Linked DNA regions of Homo sapiens: region 2 is linked to region 1. Evidence: read pairs that join two places in POLR2A ChIA-PET (ENCODE). Cell type or tissue: OCI-LY7. All regions are shown on one strand. Links, peaks and the distances in the headings refer to the core of each region. The heading gives the core; the rest is flanking DNA.

Evidence for each region. Peaks named below come from ENCODE experiments on the same cell type or tissue, not always from the same donor. Only the 100,000 strongest peaks of a DNase experiment are listed, where the experiment ranks them.
Region 2: POLR2A ChIA-PET joins it to region 1 with 6 read pairs; 7 of 35 experiments call an interaction of 5 or more read pairs at or near these places.

What each region holds. Positions count from the first base shown.
Region 1 is chr7:23,428,149-23,433,536 of GRCh38, reverse strand. The region is part of intron 2 of IGF2BP3 (insulin like growth factor 2 mRNA binding protein 3); the gene reads left to right. Among named protein-coding and RNA genes, the nearest start is that of SNORD65C, 34 kb to the right of the region's middle. In OCI-LY7, for the core only: CTCF peaks have their summits at 2,105, 3,039 (motif pointing left) and 4,410; DNase peaks (open chromatin) are centred at 1,906 and 3,046; H3K4me3 peaks cover 1,038 bases; H3K27ac peaks cover 1,379 bases.
Region 2 is chr7:23,496,192-23,501,579 of GRCh38, reverse strand. No RefSeq gene overlaps it. Among named protein-coding and RNA genes, the nearest start is that of IGF2BP3, 28 kb to the right of the region's middle. In OCI-LY7, for the core only: no CTCF peak of the experiment used is centred there; no DNase peak of the experiment used is centred there.

The DNA.
Region 1 (5,388 bases), core at 237-5,236:
TACAGTTTGGGCGAGAGAGCAAAAACCCTGTCTCAAAAAAAAAAAAAAAATTAGTTATTATATACAACCTAATATATCTAAAATGTAACAGTATAATAAATTGTTGAGAAATTTTGCTTTTTTTGGTATTGAATCTTCAACATCTGTATGTATTTTATCCTTACAGAACGATTCAATTCAGACTAGCCACATTTCAAGTAGTTAGACACATGTGGCTAGTGGCTTCTTTATTGGACAGAGCAGCTTAAGATGTACGGTTTCTAAAAATCACTGTTTAAAAATATCTTGTTGCTGGGAAAAAAATATAATGATATTTATAAAACTAGTTTTAGCTATGGAAAAGTATGGGAATAATTAATTTTCAGTGCTACTCAAGCATGTTAGAGGTTTTATATCCAAGTTCTTTATTCCTTTCTTACCACTCTAATTTTTTAGGAAGATAAGTACAATTTACTATATTGTGTTAATATTAAGACTTTTGAAAGAGCTATGCTTTTAGGTCATACAGGCAGTGAGGCTTTTATTTAAATAGTAACTGTTCAACTGCGTGTGTTTCTGTGGTTGTAATACTGGTGGTGACTTTTTAGTTTAAAGGCACATATACAGGCTGGGCGCAGTGGCTCATGCCTGTAATCCTAGCAGTTTGGTAGGCCGAGGCAAGTGGATTGCTTGAGCCCAGGACCAGTCTGGGCAACGTGGTGAAACCACAGCTTATGAAAAATACAAAAATTAGCTGGGTGCGGTAGCGCATGCCTGTAGTCCCAGCTACTTGAGGGGCTGAGGCAGGAGGATCTCATGAACCTCGGAGGTTGAGGCTGCAATGGGCAGAGATCATGCCGTTTGCACTCCAGTCTGAGCAACAGAGCAAGACCCTCTCTCCACCAAAAAAAAAAAAAAATTAAAAAATGAAGCACATTTACTTAGTTAAAATCTCAGTATGAAGACTATAAAAATCTTTGGTTATTTAGGGATCAAGGATTAGTTTGTGCCCTGTTTTTTTTGTTTGTTTGTTTTTTTCCTGTTTGACATTCTACATTAAGATGTGCGTGCCCTTCTAGTAGTCACATTAAGAAGTAAAACAAAGGCCCAGTGTGATGATGTGTGCCTGTATCAATTGTCTTTCGAACAGTGTTAGGTTTTCCTAACTTGCACATGTCCTAAGGAAGTATAAAAACTTTGACTATGTTTCTTCAAGGAACATTTAATCTTCTAAAAGAAAGACATAGCAGTGTGTAAATGCAAGCAAACAATAGTAGTAAGAGAGTACGTAGAAAAACATTCAGTCTTTTTTGGACTCTTCTAGTGCATACTCATGGCGTCAGTCAAGTTTTCATCCATGCACGTCTGGCTGTCAGACTCTGTTCTACATAGATGGAGATAACGTGTGCAAATGTAAAAGATAAAATATACCTCTGTTTTAGTTAACGGGACTAAAACATAGCTGTTACCATGGAGATCTGGGAGCTGGGGATAATGGAAAAAACCATGTTTAGATTCTCACTTAGAACTGTGATGTAAAGAGACTTTGTTCCCTTGCTCATTGTTTAAGTAATATTGAATAATTGCCTGAGATGAGCTAAGCAATCTGTTAACCAGTGGAATGTGCAACAGTGAATAAAACAAGTAATTTTGCCTTTGAGACTCGCCCTGTTAACTATACCACAGTGGCCACCAATCCATAAGAGAGAGAGAGAATGTGTGTGTGTGGGTTGGCGGGGGAGGGGCCAAGTTCCCCTGCCCCACCCCCAGAAATTACGATTTAAGTCTGTTTTGGGGCCCTGGAATCTGCATTTTAGTTAGTCCCTTGTGGTGATTCTAACATAGGTGGTTCTCGGACCATAATTGAAGGACATCTCTTTATTTTACGGTGTAGGGGACCTTGTAATCTTTTTTTTTTCCCCCTTCCTTCCTCCTGTTCAGTTCACTAGAATCTGGCATTCTTTTTAACTGTTGCAGGAAGTATGCTTTTCTTTAGTGTACCTGTGACCCTCTGTTAATCCACTAGATGCAATGCCATCTTTCATAGGGATTTTTGACCTGGGTCTACCTGTGTTACTCCTAAGTTATGTTTCCTCCTTTCCACTTTTACAGATACTTATTTAAGACTGACCTAAAGTATCTAGTTTCTTCTGCTAAACTATAAAATCTATAGGAATTTTATAGGGGGATGGAGAACTGATGTCACAGAACTAGTTAGAACTGTTAGAATCTAGAATTGTTTTCCTCTTGGTTCATTCTGATATTATGCTGCTGGCTAGAAACAATAGCTTATTTTTCCCTCAACAACTAGTAAAGTTCATTTTATAAAACACAAAAGCTAGAAGAAATGGAAAACTGCAGATGATTCTACCAGCCAGTGCTCATCACGGTCAGTATCGTAATGCTCTCTCTTCCTTACTTCTGTTAATGTTCATGTGTATGTGTGTATGTACAGATATGTACATTTTGTTCCTGGTTGGAATGTTCTTTTTGTGATAAAACCACGTATTTTAAAATGAGATCATATTCCATGTTCTCTTTTAGTGATGCACTTTTTTCAGTGAACAGTGTCATAAGCGCATGTCTTCATTAAATATTCTTTCATATTTATAATATCTCCATGAGATTTCATTCTGTGTATTGTAATTGAATCCCTTTTTCCTGGACCTCTAAGTTCTTCCTAGTTCTCCCTATTTACAGACAGCTAAGCCTTTGAGCGTGTTACAACTTTACCTAAGGAAATGATGTAAGAAAGATAATTCTTGAGTTAGAGGATAAGACACTGCCAAGTCAGCAATGAGGCAGAGTTATGCCAGTTGACATATAGACCAGGAATGTAAGACTGATCATTTTCCCAAGTATTTGCTTGGAGTACAGTATTAAACTTCTTGAAAATTGAGGTTGACCTTTTAAAGAGCTGATTCTTAACTGTATAAACCAAGAAAGAATAGGTGTAATTACAGTATAGCCATATTGAAATTAGCCAGGCTGAATGAAGTCCTCTTTGGACATAGGTTTAGTTCGGCACAGCTGGAATGAAAATTTGCAGCCGGTACAGAGTGCCACCAAGTGGCGGGTTGGAAAGCCCATGCTAGACTGCTTTGAGCCATAAGGCTTGGCTTTTTACTTGAAAATACCAGTCCAAATCCGAACCTTGTGTTCCAGTTTTTTTGCATAAGAAATAAGGCAGCTGGGCGCGGTGGCTCCTGCCTGTAATCCCGCCGAGGCGGGCGGATCACGAGGTCAGGAGTTCGAGACCAGCCTGGCCAGCATGGTGAAACCCCGTCTCTACTAAAAATACAAAAAATTAACTGGGCATGGTGGCGCGCGCCTGTAATCCCAGCTACTGAGGAAGCTGAGGCAGGAGAATCGCTTGAACCCGGGAGGTGGAGGTTGCAGTGAGCCGAGATCGTGCCACTGCACTCCAGCCTGGGTGACAGCGAGATTCCATCTCAAAAAAAAAAAAAAAAAGAGGCAAAGAAGAACATGTTACAAGTTAGACTTGGTTTTCTCCTTCTGTCATCAGCTGGTGTTAGCAGCATTATGTCAGTATCTGTCTTATAAAGCAGGGAAGCAGTGATTCCCACTTGATTTGTATGTAAGCATTGGTAGAAGGAAGGGGCTGAGACAGAGCCTTTTCCAGAGGAATAAGTTAAAGGTGCATCCAGGACTTACAGGTAATTTGGATGAAAGGTTGCAGGTCTAATACAGTTTTGTGTCTTGCATTGGGACTTGACTTGATATGACTAGCTTCAGAAGTACCTGAGGTGCCTATGTATATAATCTTTGTAATGCTTGAGACAACTGAGTAGTTGTGTTTTCCTCATAGTTGCCTTTCCTCTCTTCCTTCTTTCTTGGTATTAATATGTAAGCTTGTCCACTTAATTTCAATATTGAGTCGCCATATGTAAGTTATTGTGGTTTAAAGCTAAGGTGTAAAGGGAAAATATTGCTTAGGATTAGCATATATTTTTATCTTTTGAATTTCATGTGCAATCTATACTTTTTTGTGAAGTTATTTGGTATGGTTATGCTGTTGGTTGGATTATAAGTGAAATCAGTAAGACCGACTAGAGTATGGTTAGGAGGATAGAATCTGTGGCCAGAATGCTCAAATACATATGCTGACCCTGCCACACAGTAGCTGTGTGTGTATTCAGACAAATTAAATTACTTCTGCCTTTGTTTCCTAATCTGTAAAATGCCAACTCTGAGGGTTAAATGAGAAAATAAACATAAAGCACTTTTTTGGGTTCTTATTTCTATCTTTTGTCAGATTTTTTAGTGGAAGAAAATATGCAAATATAAGAGACTTTCTGTGAAATTCCAGTCATCCAAAATCTGAGTTGGAAATAATCAGTATGAACCCATGGTTTATTTTCTTTCCAAGTGTATTTTCTAGCTCTGGCTTGGAAGCAATAACCAATCTAATGAGTGCCTCTAGTGACCAGATTGTAGTCTCTCTGTACTTTTTCTGACTAAAAGGGATCAAGGATCCATGCTGATAAGGCTGATTATAGATGGGGGCAAGAAACATACAAGCTAAACCTAGAATATCACGTCATAACAGAAAGCAGAAATGCTCACAAATATTATTGGAGTCACATCAAAAGATGAAGGAGCTAACATGAAGAAGCCGTTTTGCTGGCCAAAGATGGGACAATTTGAGCATCAAAAAAGATTGATACAAGCAAAATATGTATGACTCTGAATTAATAATGATACTGAAGGAATGAAATATTTGATTGTCTTTGGGCAATGTCAGGTCCCTAACATGTTATTCTGAAAAATTTGAAATAATATCTTTGGACTCCTTTTTTTTTTTTTCCCCCTAAAAAAAAGAAAAAAAGAAAAAGAGGCTTGCTCTGTTGCTGAGGCTGGAGTGCAGTAGCATAGTCATAGCTTACTGTAGCCTCTCAACTTCGTGGGCCCAAGCGGTTTTCCCACCTCAGCCTCCCAAGTAGCTGGGACTACAAGTATGTACCACCATACCCATTAATTTTTAAAAATATATATTATATATATATATTTTTTTTTTCTTTTATACAGCATCAAAGAGAAGCCAATAATATTTTTTTCTTTTTTTGAGACGGAGTCTCTCTCTGTCGCCCAGGCTGGAGTGCAGTGGTGCGATCTCAGCTCACTACAACCTCCGCCTCCCGAGTTCAAGCGATTCTCCTGCCTCAGCCTCCTGAGTAGCTGGGATTATAGGCGCATGCCACCATGCTCGGCTAATTTTTTGTACTTTTTAGTAGAGATGGGGTTTCACCGTGTTAGCCAGGATGTTCTCAATCTCCTGACCTCGTGATCTGCCTGCCTTGGCCTCCCAAAGTGCTGGGATTACAGGCATGAGCCATTGCTTCTGGCTTTTTTTGTTTTTTGAGATGGAGTCTCACTCTGTCTCTTAAG
Region 2 (5,388 bases), core at 191-5,190, 68 kb before region 1:
TTTGAGACGGAGTCTTGCGCTATGGGTTGCCCAGGCTGGAGTGCAGTGGCACGATCTTGGCTCACTGCGACTTTCATCTCCCGGGTTCAAGTGATTCTCCTGCCTCAGCCTCCCGTAGCTGGAATCACAGGCATGTGCCACCACACCCAGCTAATTTTTGTGTTTTTAGTAGAGATGGGGTTTCACCATGTTGGCCAGACTGGTCTCGAACTTCTGACCTCAGGTGATCCACCCACCTTGGCCCCCCAAAGTGCTGGGATTACAGGCATGAGCCACCGAGAACAGTTTGAATTGCACAGCAACTTGAACTATTACACACAAATACATATTGCTTTGCTGTGGCAATTAAAAGCCCAGCATTTTAATGTATTCCTATCCCTGATGTCACACTTAATGCTTTGGGTTTTTAGTATGAATTTTCTTTTTCCCTCCCAATTAAGTTAAAATTAAATGAATCAAATGGTCAAAACTAGTGCATATTTTTATTCTATGAAACAATTCAGATACTTATTGACATTAAAAGATCAGGGGAGGAGTCTTTGAGCATACTCTGGCTAGGGAAGCTGCTCAATAATTGGAAAAAAAAAAAAAGAAGTGTAACATCCATAGGAGTAATGAATATAGAAAACAAGGCTGGGCACAGTGGCTCATGCCTGTAATCCCAGCGCTTTGGGATGTCAAGGTTGGCAGATCACCTGAGGTCAGGAGTTCAAGACCAGCCTGGCCAACATGGCGAGACCCCGTCTCTACTAAAAATACAAAAATTAGCTGGTCATGGTTGGGGATGCCTGTGATCCCAACTACTCAGGAGGCTGAGGCAGGAGAATCACCTGAACTCAGGAGGCAGAGGTTGCAGTGAGCTGAGATCATGCCACTGCATTCTAGCCTGGGCAATAGAGCAAGACTCTATCTGAAATAAATAAATAAATGTGGGGGAGGCCTTTTTTTATTTTTTAAAAAAAGATGGGAGTTACCAGGCGCAGTGGCTCATGTCTGTAATCCCAGCACTTTGGGAGGCCGAGGCTGGTGGACCTGGGGTCAGGAGTTCGAGACCAACCTGACCAACAAGGTGAAATCCCGTCTCTACTAAAAATACAAAAATTAGCCAGGCATGGTGGCAGGCGCCTGTAGTCCCAGCTACTTGGGAGGCTGAGACAGGAGAATTGCTTGAACCCAGGAGGTGGAGGTTGCAGTGAGCCAAGATGGTGCCACTACACTCCAGCCTGGGTGATGGAGCCAGGCTCTGTCTCAAAAAAAAAAAAAAAGATGGAGTTATACAAAGGAAAATAAGCTTATATACTCAATTATTTACAACACAAAATTATTTTAAAATGACTATCCTATTCACCCGTCAGAGGTGAGAGAATGGATACATGGGTAATTGAGGTACTAGTTTTAGACTGTTACGGAGTATGGCTGCAATCATTAGGAAAAATTCAAAGTATATACAGAGAGAGGAAATGGGGAGTTAGTGTTTAATGGGTATAGTTTCAAGTATGTATATCAAAAAAAAAAATCCACATATATGTAGTTTGTTGCTACATAACTGTTCCTGGTGTACTCTGCAATTTGAAAGTTGTAAAATGATTAAGTAACCAATGAGGTAACTTCCTTGCTTTGTGACTGCTGCACAGAATGGTGCCTGGCATGGAGTAGATGTCCAGTAAATATTTGCATAGATGAATGAGGATAGAGGAGTAATTTAAAGAGCTAAAGTGTAAGGGCAGTGTGACAGAAGGGATCTAGGCTGAAAATAATCGTGACAACCCTAACAAAGGTTAAAAATCACTTTTAGTAATCTGTGTAATGAGGGAAGAAAAATGGCAGTTTAATTATCATTAAAGTGTTGGTGCTTAAGTTGCCTTAAAAATTCATTTATGGTGGGGTGCGGTGGCTCACGCCTGTAATCCCAACTCTTTGAGAGGCCAAGGCAGGCGGATCACGAGGTCAGGAAATCGAGACCATTCTGGCTAACACGATGAAACCCCGTCTCTACTAAAAATACAAAAAATTAGCCGGGTGTGGTAGCATGCGCCTGTGGTCCCAACTACTTGGGAGGCTGAGGCAGGAGAATGGCTTGAACCTGGGAGGCGGAAGTTGCAGTAAGCCGAGATCATGCCACTGCACTCCAGCCTAGGCAACACAGCAAGACTCTGTCTCCAAATAAAAAAAGAAAATTCATTGATATGGAACACTGGGATCCCTGATAATGTCAGATAAGTTAACCATTCTATTTGACATTCACAAGAATATCAAGTGCAAACATGTCACAATAGGCTGGGCGTGGTGGCTCACGCCTGTAATCCCAGCACTTTGGGAGGCCGAGGCAGGCAGATCGCCCGGGCTCTGGAGTTCAAGACCAGCCTGACCAACATGGAGAAACCCCGTCTCTACTAAAAATACAGAATTAGCTGGGCATGGTGGCTGATGCCTGTAATCCCAGCTACTCGGGAGGCTGAGGCAGGAGAATTGCTTGAACCCGGGAGGTGGAGGTTGCAGTGAGCTGAGATCACGCCATTGCACTCCAGCCTGGGTAACAAGAGTGAAACTCTGTCCCAAAAAAAAAAAAAAAAGAAAAAGAAAAAAAAAGTCACAATGGAAAATGTTCTTTTTTAAAAACTTAAAAGGGATATGGATTTATATTCTTTTTTTGAGATGGAGTCTCACTCTGTCGCCAGGCCCAGGCTGGAGTGCAGTGGCGCAATCTCAGCTCATTGCAACCTCTGCCTTCCGGGTTCAAGCGATTCTCCTGCCTCAGCCTTCCGAGTAGCTCGGGACTACAGGCGCGCGCTACCACTCCCAGCTACTTTTTTCGTATTTTTAGTAGAGATGGGGTTTCACCAATTGGCCAGGATGGTCTCGATCTCTTGACCTCGTGATCCACCCACCTCAGCTTCCCAAATTGCTGGGATTACAGATGTGAGCCACCATGCCCAGCTGGATTTATTTTCAAATACTAACAAAGCTATTGATACATTATTTTCACAAACTTCCAGCTGAAATGTAGCATTTCCTTCAACAATGAATGTAGGCAAAGTTTCAAACCTTTGTAAAGGCATACACATATATTTGTAATCAAACTTTTAATAAAACTTTTTTTGTTTTTGTTTTTTGTGTTTGTTTTTGTTTTTGGAGACGGAGTCTCACTCAGTCGCCCCGGCTGGAGTGCAGTGGCGTGATCTTGGCTCACTGCAAGCTCTGCCTTCCAGGTTCATGCCATTCTTCTGCCTCAGCCTCCCAAGTAGCTGGGACTACAGGCACCCGCCACCAAGCCCAGCTAATTTTTTTGTATTTTTAGTAGAGACGAGGTTTCACCGTGTTAGCCAGGGTGGTCTCGATCTCCTGACCTCGTGATCTGCCCGCCTCGGCCTCCCAAAGTGCTGGGATTACAGGCATGAGCCACCGTGCCTGGCCAAAATTTAACATTTTAAAGTACGATTTGTATGCTTTGGTTGTTCTTAAGGTAATTTAGAGTTTATACTATTTTTTAATAACAAATTACTAAATTTGTTATTAAAGTGCAAAGCTCAAATGAAGAAAATGAAAAACATTTGTTGTCTTTTATGTATGTATCCTGAATTCATATTACTGTATGGGAAAACCTAGTACTATAAATATTTCAATCCTTACCTTCAAATGTATATTATTGTGCACTTCACGGAGTTAGAGTGAGAATGCTATGTTCAGCAGGGTGTCTTAAGTTAAACATTCAGACTTAGAAAACCGTTAGTCCACATTTGGCATATTCACTTAGAAAAATACAGGATAGGATGCAGCAAGTAGGGCAGTGCCAGGCATTCCACAGGGATCCTTGTAGCAGTTCACGCAGCAATACAACTTAGGTCTGAGATGTGAGATCCACATCACGCAAGTGCACAAGACACCTGGTTTTAAAAGTTTTATGACCTGTTACCCACAGGCATAGCTTCTAAGCTTCCTGAGACATATGCCTCTTATGTCATTGCACTTAAGATGTAGGGTCTCCATTGGATACTTTAGTTTCTCCCAGTGAAGACGCAATTTACCAGTCAAATCATTTTTACCACAAGCAATGTTGTAACACAGTTGACATACTAGCCTTATCAGGGTGCCAGAGAAACAACTAGAAATTTAATGAAAGGCCAAATTCCCACACAGAAGGGGAAAGTTCTTATTAAACAGTTTATAGTAGTCCCTACAAGATTTGGGGCTGGGGGCGGGGAGTTCAATGAAATAGTACCAAAGGTCACATGGAAGAATGTACTTAGAAATGAATAAACAATCAGGAATAGAGTCCAGACTAGATCCAAGTACCTATGAAAACTTACATGGGCTGGGCGTGGTGGCTCATGCCTGTAATCCCAGCACTTTGGGAGGCTAACGCAAGAGGATCACGTGAGCCCAGGAGTTCAAGACTAGCCTGGACAACATACTGAGATCCCCATCTCTACAAAAAATAAAAAATTACCTGGGTTTGGTGGTGCATACCTGTAGTCTTAGCTACTTAGGAGGATGAGGTGTAAGTTGAGCCTGGGAGATCCAGGCTGCAGTGAGCCATGGTTGTGCCACTGTACTCCAGCCTAGCTGACAGAATGAGACCTTGTCTCAAAAAAGGAAAGAAAACATACATACTTAAATGATAAAGGTAGCATTTTATTTTTATGGGAAAATGACAGATCAGTAAAGAATGGTATATGGCTATTTGGAAGAAAATAGATTTAGACTCTTGCTTCATACAATATTACAACAATACAAATTATAGGTGGGTTAATATATAAATGTAAAAAAACTATATGTTATTTGGCAACCATGATAATAATAGTTGATAAGGCAAGACTCTGATTGGTACTAAAACTAGTACATAAAAATTTCAGGAATAGGCCAGGCGTGGTGGCTCACACCTGTAATCCCAGCACTTTGGGAGGCCAAGGCCAGTGGATCACCTGAGGTGAGGAGTTCAAGACCAGCCTAGCCAACATGGTGAAACCCCGTCTCTACTAAAAATAAAAAATTAGCCGGGTGTGGTGGCACACACCTATAGTCCCAGCTACTTGGGAGGCTGAGGCAGGAGAATCGCTTGAACCTGGGAGGCGGAGGTTGCAGTGAGCCAAGATCGTGCCACTGCACTACAACCTGGGCAAGAGTGAGACTCCGTCTCAAAAAAAAAAAAAAAAAAAAAAAAAGGAATAACAAGGAATTTATATAATCTGAAAATATATCTTCACAAGCTATTACAAATAAGAAAAAACTTTGGGCCAGGCGTGGTGGCTTACGCCTGTAATCCTAGCACTTTGGGAGGCTGAGGCAGGCAGATTGCCTGAGTTCAGGAGTTCGAAACCAGCCTGGGCAACACAATGAAACCCTGCCTCTACTAAAAATATTTTTAAAAATTAGCCAGGCATGGCAGCA